2 separate regions of the Homo sapiens genome follow, and region 2 is linked to region 1. Evidence: chromatin contacts called from ENCODE Hi-C data. All regions are on one chromosome and are shown on one strand. Each heading gives the region's core, a stretch centred on a gene start or an enhancer-like site at or near the end of the contact. The rest is flanking DNA. Distances are from core to core; before and after follow the strand shown. Region 1 overlaps GRAMD2B (GRAM domain containing 2B). Region 2 overlaps MARCHF3 (membrane associated ring-CH-type finger 3).

What was found. Hi-C counts contacts between places; a loop is a spot of excess contacts on that map. Pooled maps may share reads with other maps.
Region 2: a loop to region 1 is called in a map of GM12878, with 6 times the contacts of the local background. The contact joins two enhancer-like sites. A Hi-C loop is called at or near these places in 1 of 168 maps with a recorded cell type or tissue (GM12878), 6 of 37 single-sample maps with no recorded cell type and 5 of 50 pooled maps.

The regions. Positions count from the first base shown.
Region 1 is chr5:126,443,041-126,448,195 of GRCh38, forward strand. All of the region lies in intron 1 of GRAMD2B (GRAM domain containing 2B), which reads left to right. Among named protein-coding and RNA genes, the nearest start is that of GRAMD2B, 22 kb to the left of the region's middle. RefSeq lists an enhancer at 1,786-2,985. Within about 2 kb of position 2,576, at least 10 of the 41 ENCODE cell types and tissues checked have a DNase peak (open chromatin) inside an H3K27ac peak, as active enhancers do.
Region 2 is chr5:127,009,044-127,014,198 of GRCh38, forward strand. All of the region lies in intron 1 of MARCHF3 (membrane associated ring-CH-type finger 3), which reads right to left. Among named protein-coding and RNA genes, the nearest start is that of MARCHF3, 19 kb to the right of the region's middle. Within about 2 kb of position 2,992, at least 3 of the 41 ENCODE cell types and tissues checked have a DNase peak (open chromatin) inside an H3K27ac peak, as active enhancers do.

The sequences.
Region 1 (5,155 bases), core at 1,326-3,825:
TACTGATAAATTTACCACTCTCTCCCAGCCCTCCTTAGAAGATTGCTGGATGAAAGTAACAATAGTAATTGACTCGCTTCCCAGTTGGCCCAGTAGTCTTGGCTTGGTTGACACTCAGCTCAGTAGTCCCAAGATTTTGGTGGGTATAAGATTTAAGTTTTTAAAAGGTCTGAAGTAGACCTAAGAAGTGCATTTTTACAAGTCCCATGCCTAAATCGTTCTGACATAGAAAGTTCTTAGGCCACAGTTTGAGAACCTCTAGTTTATGGAATTCACAGACTGATCTTTCAGAAACTGTATGGCTCAGGCGCACCTGAAATGACTTTTAATGGAAGAGAGGAAAATTCTTCAGCCTTATTTATATTCTCACTTCTAGTTTTAGTAAGTGTTGTTTCAGTCTGTGTATTTCTCTGCAGAGCCAGTGTCCTATTAACTAGTTAAAAGAAAACAGGACCCCTGCAGACAAAACCCTGAGGCTTCAGAGTCCTCCCACATCCTCTTTCATGTCTCCCTTCCTTTGTCTCTTCAAAGACATCTTTGCCCAGTCACCTTCTGCTCTCCCCACAGAGATGTTGACATTGAACTTTCCTGGACAATAGTTTTCTGTCTTTTCTCAGTAAAACTGGCTTTCTCTCAGCTGTGATGGAAAGACTCCATCAGTGACTTCATGCATGCATGTTGTTATATGCATAACAGAAAACAATGAGCTGTAAAACATACAGAGGCCAGCTGGGTGCTGTGGGTCATGCCTGTAATCCCAACACTTTGGGAGGCTGAGGCAGGTGGATCGCCTGAGGTCAAGAGTTCGAGACCAGCCTGGCCAACATAGTGAAACGCTGTCTCTACTAAAAAATACCAAAAATTAGCTGGACGTGGTGGTGGGCGCCTGTAATCCCAGCTACTAGGGAGGCTGAGGCAGGAGAATCACTTGAACCCAGGAGGCAGAGGTTGCAGTGAGCCAAGATCACGCCATTGCCCACCAGCCTGGGCAAGAAGAGTGAAACTCCATCTCAAAAAAAAAAAAGAGAGAGGCCTTCCAGCACTCCACCACCACTAATACCACCACCACCACCAGTCCTGGCCTACCTTTTCCAAAGAAGATTATTCCAAGAAAAAAACAGGTGGAGCACACTGTGGTAGGGGCCAGGGTGGTGGCAAGAGAATTTATGGAATTTAAGGACAAGAGCCCTTTCCATTATCCCCCACTACTGAGCAAACCATACTGTGCAGATGTCTGTCTGCCTTAAGAACAAGCTGGCCTTCTAGCTTAGAAAAGACCTTTCTTCCGTGCCCTCTCTAAGGTAACTTGCCTATTTGGTATCTGAAGCCATTCAAGGAGATGTTATGAATTATTGTTTTGTAAAAGCCATTTTTTATGAACTGAATTCCGCAGATTTTTTGTTCTAAGAATTGGCAAGAACCTTTTGCAAAGATAAGGGGACAGGTGCCCTTTGAAGTATATGTTTATGATTGATCAATTCAGAGAATCTAATACTTTTGAGAGCTGATTTTTGTACCTAGAATTCCATATTTTGTTTCAAACGTACTGCTCATTTTTTAGATCTATACAGAATTGTTACAAACCTTGTAAAGTCTCCAAGATAAATGAGGATGTTCATATGAAAACCCAGACAATCTTTTCTTTTCTTCTCCTCTTCAACTTTTATTTGTAGTTCCAGGGTATATGTGCAGGATGTGCAGGTTTGTTACATAGGTAGACGGGTGCCATGGTGGTTTGCTGCACAGATCAACCCATTGCCTAGGTATTAAGTCCAGCATCCATTAGCTATTCTTCCTGGTGCTCTCCCTCCCACCTCTCCTGACAGGGCTTAGTGTGTGTTGTTCCCCTCCCTGTGTGCATGTGTTCTCATCGTTCAACCTCCACTTAAGAGTGAGAACATACGGTGTTTGATTTTCTTTTCCTGCATTAGTTGGCCGAGAATGATGGCTTCCAGCTCCATCCATGTTCCTGCAAAGGACATGATCTCAGTCTTTTTTATGGATGCGTAGTATTCCATGGTGTATATTTACCACATTTTCTTTATCCACTCTATAATTGATGGGCATTTGGGTTGATTCCATGACTTTGCTATTGTGAATAATGCTGCAGTGAACATACTTGTGCCTGTATCTTTATAACAGAATGATTTCTGTTCCTTTGGGTACATACCCAGTAATGGGATTACTGGGTCAAATGGTATTTTTGCCTCTGGGTCTTTAAGGAATTGCCACACTCTCTTCCACAATAATTGAACTAATTTACACTCCCACCAACAATGTAAAAGTGTTCCTTTTTCTCTGCAGCCTTGCCAGCATCTGTTTTTTCTTCACTTTTTAATAATCGCCATTCACTGGTGTGAGATGGTATCTCATTGTGGTTTTGATTTGTATTTCTCTAATGATCAGTGATGTTGAGCTTTTTTTCATATGAAAAATCCAGACAATCTTGAGGGCCAGCACAGCCTGAGGACTTGCTGACACAAAGTATTGACGGGCCAGAGGAAGTGGGCAGCCTGGATATCACATCACCCCATGTCTGCTGCTGCTCAGGTTTCTCTCACTGTCTCTTGGGTATGTGGTGGGGAGTGGGGGGTGAGGAGGGGGTGGGAGGGCAGATTAAAGAGAAGCAGCTGCAGCCTGAGGCACAGACAGGATGCAGAGTGACTCCATCATCCCACCTAGAGTCATGGACACCACCCACTTTGATACATTCTGTTCACAACCATAATTCCTTTCATGCTGATTCGTGTCATTGGGAATCTCTCTTCTTCAGCTTCAAGAGAGCCGAATCTGACTCAGGTGTTGAGATTGGGGAATGGCATTTCCATTTCTTCCTCTCTCCAGTATAGCCAGAGCAGGAAGGGCAAGAGAAAAGGGGTCCTGGTACCTGGTGATGTCAAAGTAGGCAGCTCCTACTGCTGTGCTAGCAAGAGCCATGTGGACTAGTGTGAGAACAGGAACTCTCCCAAGTCCCCTACTGGGTAACCAGATACCCAACAGTGTGCCTAGAGATGCTTTAGTCCACTCCAATCCTAAATACTACTACATTGTGCTAATAGTTTCCCTGAAAAACAGCCATATTTCACTCATTTTTTTAAAAATCAATTACAATTTTTAGCCTTAAGGTTTGATATTGGTATTGTGTTTATTTTTTCAAAGAATCTTTATCTTGTAGAGTTATACACTGCAATAGTTACAGATGAAAAGATAGTGTGGTCTGGGATTTGTCTCAAAACCAGTAGGAGGTAGGAGTGGTGGGCTACAGGTATATAGATGAAACAAGATTGCCTTGTTTATACTATTCTATCTACTTTGTACCTGTTTTCTATGTTATAAAATGTTCATAGTAAGTGGTTTAAACTTCAAAAATCATTTCTGAAAATAAGTGGATACCCTTATTTACTCAGCTGTGCTATAAATTTCATATTAACCCCCCAAAACTAGACCAGTCTGAGTGTTTCTAATAAAATCCAGCAGTAACCGTGACTGATTTTAAAACATTCACTGCTTCTCTTATCTACAATGCCTAGCTTCATTAGTCATGTAGAAAATGTTTACATTCCCCAAGCTTTTAAAAATTAAAAAAAAAAAAAAAAAAAACCTATGTGTTCTCAATTTGAGTAAGGTGTGACGGAGAGCAGCTCTGTGACACAGGCTGAGGGAGGAGGATTTGGTGTGGAGGCGAGGAAACTGGGGCCCTTACTAAGACACTGAAATATGATAAACATCCTTATGAAGATGCCACTCCCAGAAACTGGGACTTGAGCTACTCTTAGGAAGCCACAGACCATGGAATACAGATTCTTCTCCTGGAAACTTCTCCATTTCCAAGAAGGCATAAAATGAAGGAAAGCAATCCTCTTTCCTTTCCGTTTCTTGGAATCTAATATCTAAGCATTACCCTTTACACTCTAGCAAAGTAAAGCAAACTAAGGCATGACGGCCCCTCCCAGCAGTAATTATGAGATCATTTGGCCTCAGTAACTAGGCAGACTCCACTACCTTTCACCTAGTTTCGTGGGAAGAAATGGTAAAGCTCCCTCGATGGAAATGTTCCTTCTTTCGCCATAACCTTCACAGGATCCATCTGTCTAATCTTTGTCTGAAGGAATTGGAAGGGCAGGCGGTTGCCTCACCAAAAGCACCCTCAGTACTTTAGTCTACTGAATTATGGGGGGTTGTTCCAGAAGAGGATCCAAACCCCAGCAGAAAACTCCTGGCCTTTCCCATGCCAGTTTTCCCAAGCCCAGGAATTCCAAGTGAAGTACATCCATTCCTATTGCTATTTATACTGTCTGGTGTAGCCAAAATGGGCCCTGGGCTAGAAATCAGAAAGCCTAGGCCGGGCGCAGTGGCTCACGCCTGTAATCCCAGCACTTTGGGAGGCCAAGGCGGGCAGATCATGAGGTCAGAAGATTGAGACCATCCTCGATAACACGGTGAAACCCCGTCTCTACTAAAAAAATACAAAAAATTAGCCGGGCGTGGTGGCGGGCGCCTGTAGTCCCAGCTACTCAGGAGGCTGAGGCAGGAGAATGGCGTGAACCCGGGAGGCGGAGCTTGCAGTGAGCCGAGATCGTGCCACTGCACTCCAGCCTGGGCGACAGAGCAAGACTCCGTCTCAAAAAAAGAAAAAAAAAAAAAAAGAAAGAGATCAGAAAGCCTGGCCTTTAGAGCTGATTTAAGGAACATGAAGTCCTTAAGGTAAATGAATTGAACCTTTTTGTGGGGATACAGAGATGTGAAAAGACCAGGATCCTGCCCTCCAGAGGCATATGGTCAAAGCAGGGCAAAGACAAGTAAACAGTAGCCCATTTATAATTTTTTTTTTTTTTAAAAAATAGTCTCACTCTGTTGCCCAGTTTGGAGCACAGTGTGGCATGATCTCGGCTTACTGCAACCTCCGCCTCCCAGGTTCAAGCAATTCTTCTGCCTCAGCCTCCCAAGTAGGTGGGATTACAGGCATGCACCACCACATCCAGCTAATTTTTGTATTTTTTAGTAGAGAGAGGGTTTCACTGAGCAGGCTGGTCTCAAACTCCTGACCTCAAGTAACCCACCCGCCTCAGCCTCCCAAAGTGCTGGGATTACAAGTGTGAGCCACAGCACCTGACCCCATTTATAATTTTTAAATAAACCACATACTAAAGTGATA
Region 2 (5,155 bases), core at 1,742-4,241, 570 kb after region 1:
TAGGTAGGTTTTCAAATAAAGGAAGACAGGACCAAAAGATGATCTCCAGAATCTGTCCAAATTTCCTCCACAAAAACTGCTTCTCTCCTGTTCTTATAAGGAATTCCCTGAGATTCCAAAGCCCAATTCCTTTCAGGGGTTAAGCATTCTCGTAACCAGAATCCTTCCCAAAACCAAGGATAATTAGCTCTTGGGAAATTAAATTGATTGCTTATGTCTATGTTTGAGAAAATGTAGGTGTACAGAATATTGATGTCATTCAGTATTTATTTCTTCAGAAAAAAGATTTGTTGACAAAAACAAGAAAAAATATCCAATCTAGGTTGTTTTTCTGTATGTTAGAGATTCCACCCATATTCTCTATTATCAGAGAGAACTTAAAATAATAAAGGATTATTTGTGTCTCATTTATAGTACCCTTTCCACTTGGCCTTTTCAAAAATGAGAAACGGCTCTTATAAATGACATTTTTATTTGTGCTACTTCTTTACATACAGGTTTATAAGCACCTGTATTGTATTTCTTATATAAAGGGACAGAGTTAACTGTGTGAATCCCAACTGGATTCCTGTTACATGTTTGCATATGGGATTTCCCCTCTTTATTTTACCATGAAACTAGATTCTCCACATTCTACCAACCCCAACCAGCCAACACTCTGCCCCCACAAAATCTTGTTTCTTCTTGTATTAAAGTATGAAACCTATTGGTGACTTTTGCTTAGAGTGTGTGATCAGACACATTTAGTTGGGCTCTTCCATGCAACACAGGTAAAGGAAACAGCCAAAATTGCAACTTAGGCAGCCAACTAGTAACCTGGTGAGTATTATCCTTACAATGAAAAGTTACCAACTGGATGCCAACTTTACATTTCCCTGCCTACAAGAAGGAATAATAAACAGACTGGAAAGATGAATAGAATTATATTGTGTTAACATTGGAACAAGTCCATACAAATGATCCAGTTTTCTGTTCCTTTCTCAGAAGAGGAACCTGGTGACTCCTGGTGACTTTCTACATCCATCTCCAGTCAGAGACAGTGCCTAGACCACTCAGGGTTCTGAGTGGGGTTGAAGCAGAATGGAAGACTTGGCCATTCGGTCATTTACACTGACTTCATAGAGAAATCTTTGAAGGTCAAAGAACTTTTCAGTAACTACAATTAGGTAACCAATTTCATAAGGTGGTAAGGGGTTACACAAGGCACATAAAGGTTTAGATATTTATTAGTTATTCAAACATTTAGGAAATTATAAAGGACAACCAAAATCAACCTGTTTCATTTCAAAGCAAAAAAGTATTTTGTACACTCCTGGATATTTTCCAGCAAGTTTCCACCAACCTCTGTCAACTCACATTCCCTGACAGAAGCCTAGAAAATGAGCTAACCCTACATGGCCCACAAACCAGCTCACTTTTGTGAGGGTCGAGAACCAGGCCACAGTGGCACATCCAGGCCCAACTGTCACATCTCTTGCATTTTCTCCAATTGGAAGCCAACAGGCCTCTTACTGCCAGAATGTTCATTCTGAAGGAATGTCTGTGAGAGCCGAGCTTCCAATCCCTTTCCCAACACACTATCCCTGGATCAAGCATGAAAATCTATGCTCTGTATTTAAGCTGGAGATGGAATAAAGACTAAAAATACTGTCAAAATACTTTTTCCACTGAGGAATATTATTCAGCCTTAAAAAGGTAGGAAATTCTGACATATACTAAAACATGAGTAAACCTTCAGGACATTATACCAACTGTAATGTTGGCTACAAAAGACAAATACTGTATGATTCCACCAAAATGAGGTAGAGTAGTCAAAATCACAGAGACAACAAGGAGAATGGCGGTTGCTAGGAGCTTGGGAGTTTTGTAAGATGAAAAGAGTTCTGTAGATGGATGGTGGTGATGGTTGCACAATATTATGAATGTATTTACTACCACTGAACTGTACATTTAAAAATGATTTAAGATGTTAAATTTTATGTTATGCACATTTTACTGCACAAAAATAATATAAATAATAAAAAATACTTTTTCCATGGAGCCTTCATACTACTAACTTCCTCTCTTAAAAGTGATACCCTGCATGAAATAATCCTAGTTCAAAATAGAATGTTTTAATCTGCATTAAAGACTTTTGAAAATGTAAGCCTAGGAAGATCTCTGAGATTTAAGCAATAAAACTATCCACTCGGTACACTGAATCCATCAGCCAGGATACTTCTGTGAAGGACTAATGCTGGAAGTGAATGAATAAGGCTCCGATGACTGATCCAAATGCAGTCATCGCGGCATGCCTCCACCTACTCATCCAAATAACCTCAAGCTCTTTGGGCATGTGTTCAACTGCTCAATCTAGCATGAGGGGATGGCTATGCTCACAATCCAAGGCTCTATCTTGGTCTGAGCCCAAAAAATGAGGTATTGTCTCTCATTTGGGTATGCAGCAGAGCACTGCTTTTTTTCCTAGTCTTTTGCTTAAAGATTAGACTATGCAAGTATGTTTGCAAAAATTAGGTATCTTCTGTGGTAAAAATTCCTACATATAAATAACAAATCTTCCTCATGTTGCCTGGAAAGAAAAGGAAAAGGAAACTGATTCCCTAAAAGTGTAGTTTTCCCCCACATCCCTATATTATCACACCTTCAAATATGAAGATAAATAAGATTTTAAGAGAATTCATTTTTAACTGGTTGGTTATTCCTTGTTAACAATTTCAAACACCAGGTGAATCTACAGCTATGACTGTATATAGTTGATTATTGCTTCCCATGGATACTTTTAGAATGTAAAAGCTGCCATTTTAATTGGCATTCAGAGGTCTGCCAATGTGCAAACCCAAGCAGCTCAATTCTTTTGCCTAACTGGGAGAGTGAGTTATCTAGAAACAAATGGAATGGCCGATTAAAAGGTTGTCTTGGCTAATATTTTCCAGTTGGTCTACAGTTAGTTCAGCCCTGTTGAGTCCTTCCACTTCTTTGGACGACCAATGCAGCAAGCGTGGTGAGACATAGTGCTTGGGCCTCTAATCTTAGCTGTGACATTTCCTGTCTCATGTTCTACCATCAATAGTGACCTACTTGCTATACCATGTGATTTTCCAACTGGGGCTTTTGATGCTCACACATGGGAAACACAGTTATTTTTATATTTAGCACAAAATGTAGCCATGAAATGTTTCAAATGATTTCCAGTTCAGGATATCCACACTAATCTTATTTTGTGGTAATTCTTTTTTTGCTCTGTCATTTAGAAACATTATAATAGTTATGAACCATTAAAACAAAGCTTTCACTTTTTTAAAAAAGCAACCTGTGAAAATGCCACATTATGTCAGTACCTAGTAAATTGAAAACTAACTAGCAAAAAGTGAAAGACTCATGTCCTAGTTACTTATTTTGTTTGAAGAACTGGCTACAAATGACCTTTGTTGAAAGTGATAGGAAACAATACTTCTAGTATCATTGAGGTTTGAAATCATTAGAGAAGTGAAAATAACTTATTAATAATGATAAAAAGAGTAGACAAAAACTAATACTCAGAGATGGAACAGAAGTGCACAAAAAGACAGAGACACAGGATATGTTAGGTAAAACTATGGGCAAAAACTAAAAGCTCACTGAAAAACAGTACACAATAAGATTGCAAATACCTAGCAAGAAAGCCTTACAATACAACAAAATATGCCTGAGGGTACCTCAGTAAAGTTGATTTACTAGGCAAAGTAAAATTGTCATTCATAGTTTTTGAAATTAAGAAGAATGCAATCAGTGCAAATTTATGTGTGTGTGTAACACAGCAAATGACTGTTCAAAATTTTAAGTCTTTTCTTGTTAGACTTAATCCACAACCTTAAAGAAATGAATAGAGTTCAACACTCTCATAAGAATAACTCATTCCATGTCACTTGTGAACAAGCAAATTCCCAACACTCAACTGAATCTCCAAAACAGATGTCAGGAGTCTGCAATACACCTATTTAAGTGAATTTTCAAAACTCTGTGGCTACACCAGCTAGAAAGCAGTTGCTTTCTAGTGGAAGTGAATCATAATGGACCTTTCAAATCACAGTGTTCACACATGGAAAAGCACATGTTCCACTTTTCCTCTGCCAAAGAAGCCTCACAGCCACTCCCCAAAATACTTGAGAAATATTCCAGCAATGTGTGTGTATCCATCATGGACTCTTTCTCATTGTTACTGCTTTTGCTATACATTTTGTTATAACTTCATGCTGTTTTTCACCCACATAGCTTAGAAAGCAACAACAAGAACAACAATAAAATTAAAAGGAAAGGAAAAGAAAAGCTTCCGTTAAGACAGGGCTAAATCTACTGTATATGAAAACTGCTGTCAAAGGCAGTTGACAAGAGCTTACATAGACCATGTACCCATTTAACTTAAATAATAATGATACATTGACCCAGCCCTTTAATTACTGGTCTCATTTTCACCTGGATCCTGATGAGTTCTCACAATTATACACCCAAATCTACCCAAGTTATTAAGTGAGGAGGAAAGGGATCCCTGCCAGGATCCGTAAGAGGGAAGTACGATGCAGACAACATCATAACATCCTCTTCCTTTCTTTTTCTGACTTGTCTCTGATGCATAACATAAACACAATCTGGATGAATTAGATTAAAAATTACTCTCACATAGAGACCAATGTAACAAAACAGAAAACCCAGAAATTAATGAATCCATCTATATAAGGCCAACTGATTTTTGACAAAGGTGCCAAGAACATCCATTGGGGAAAAAACAGTTTCTTCAATAAATGGTGCTAAAAGCAATGGATATCCATATGCAGAAGAATGAAACTAGATCCTACCTCTGCCCCTATATAAAAATCTACTCAAAATGGATTAAAGGCCTAATTGTAAGACCTGAAGCTATAAAACAACTGGAAGAAAACATAGAGGAAATGCTTCAGGACATTGGTCTGAGAAAAGATTTTATGATTAAGAACTCAAAAATACAGGCAACTAATGCAAAAATAAGTAAATGGGATTACATAAAACTAAAATTCTTCTGCACAGCAAAGAAAAAAATTAACCAAGTGAACCAATAACCTGAAGAATAGAATATTTGCAAAGCATTCATCTGATAAGGGATTAATATCCAGAATATACAGAGAACTCAAACAACTCAATA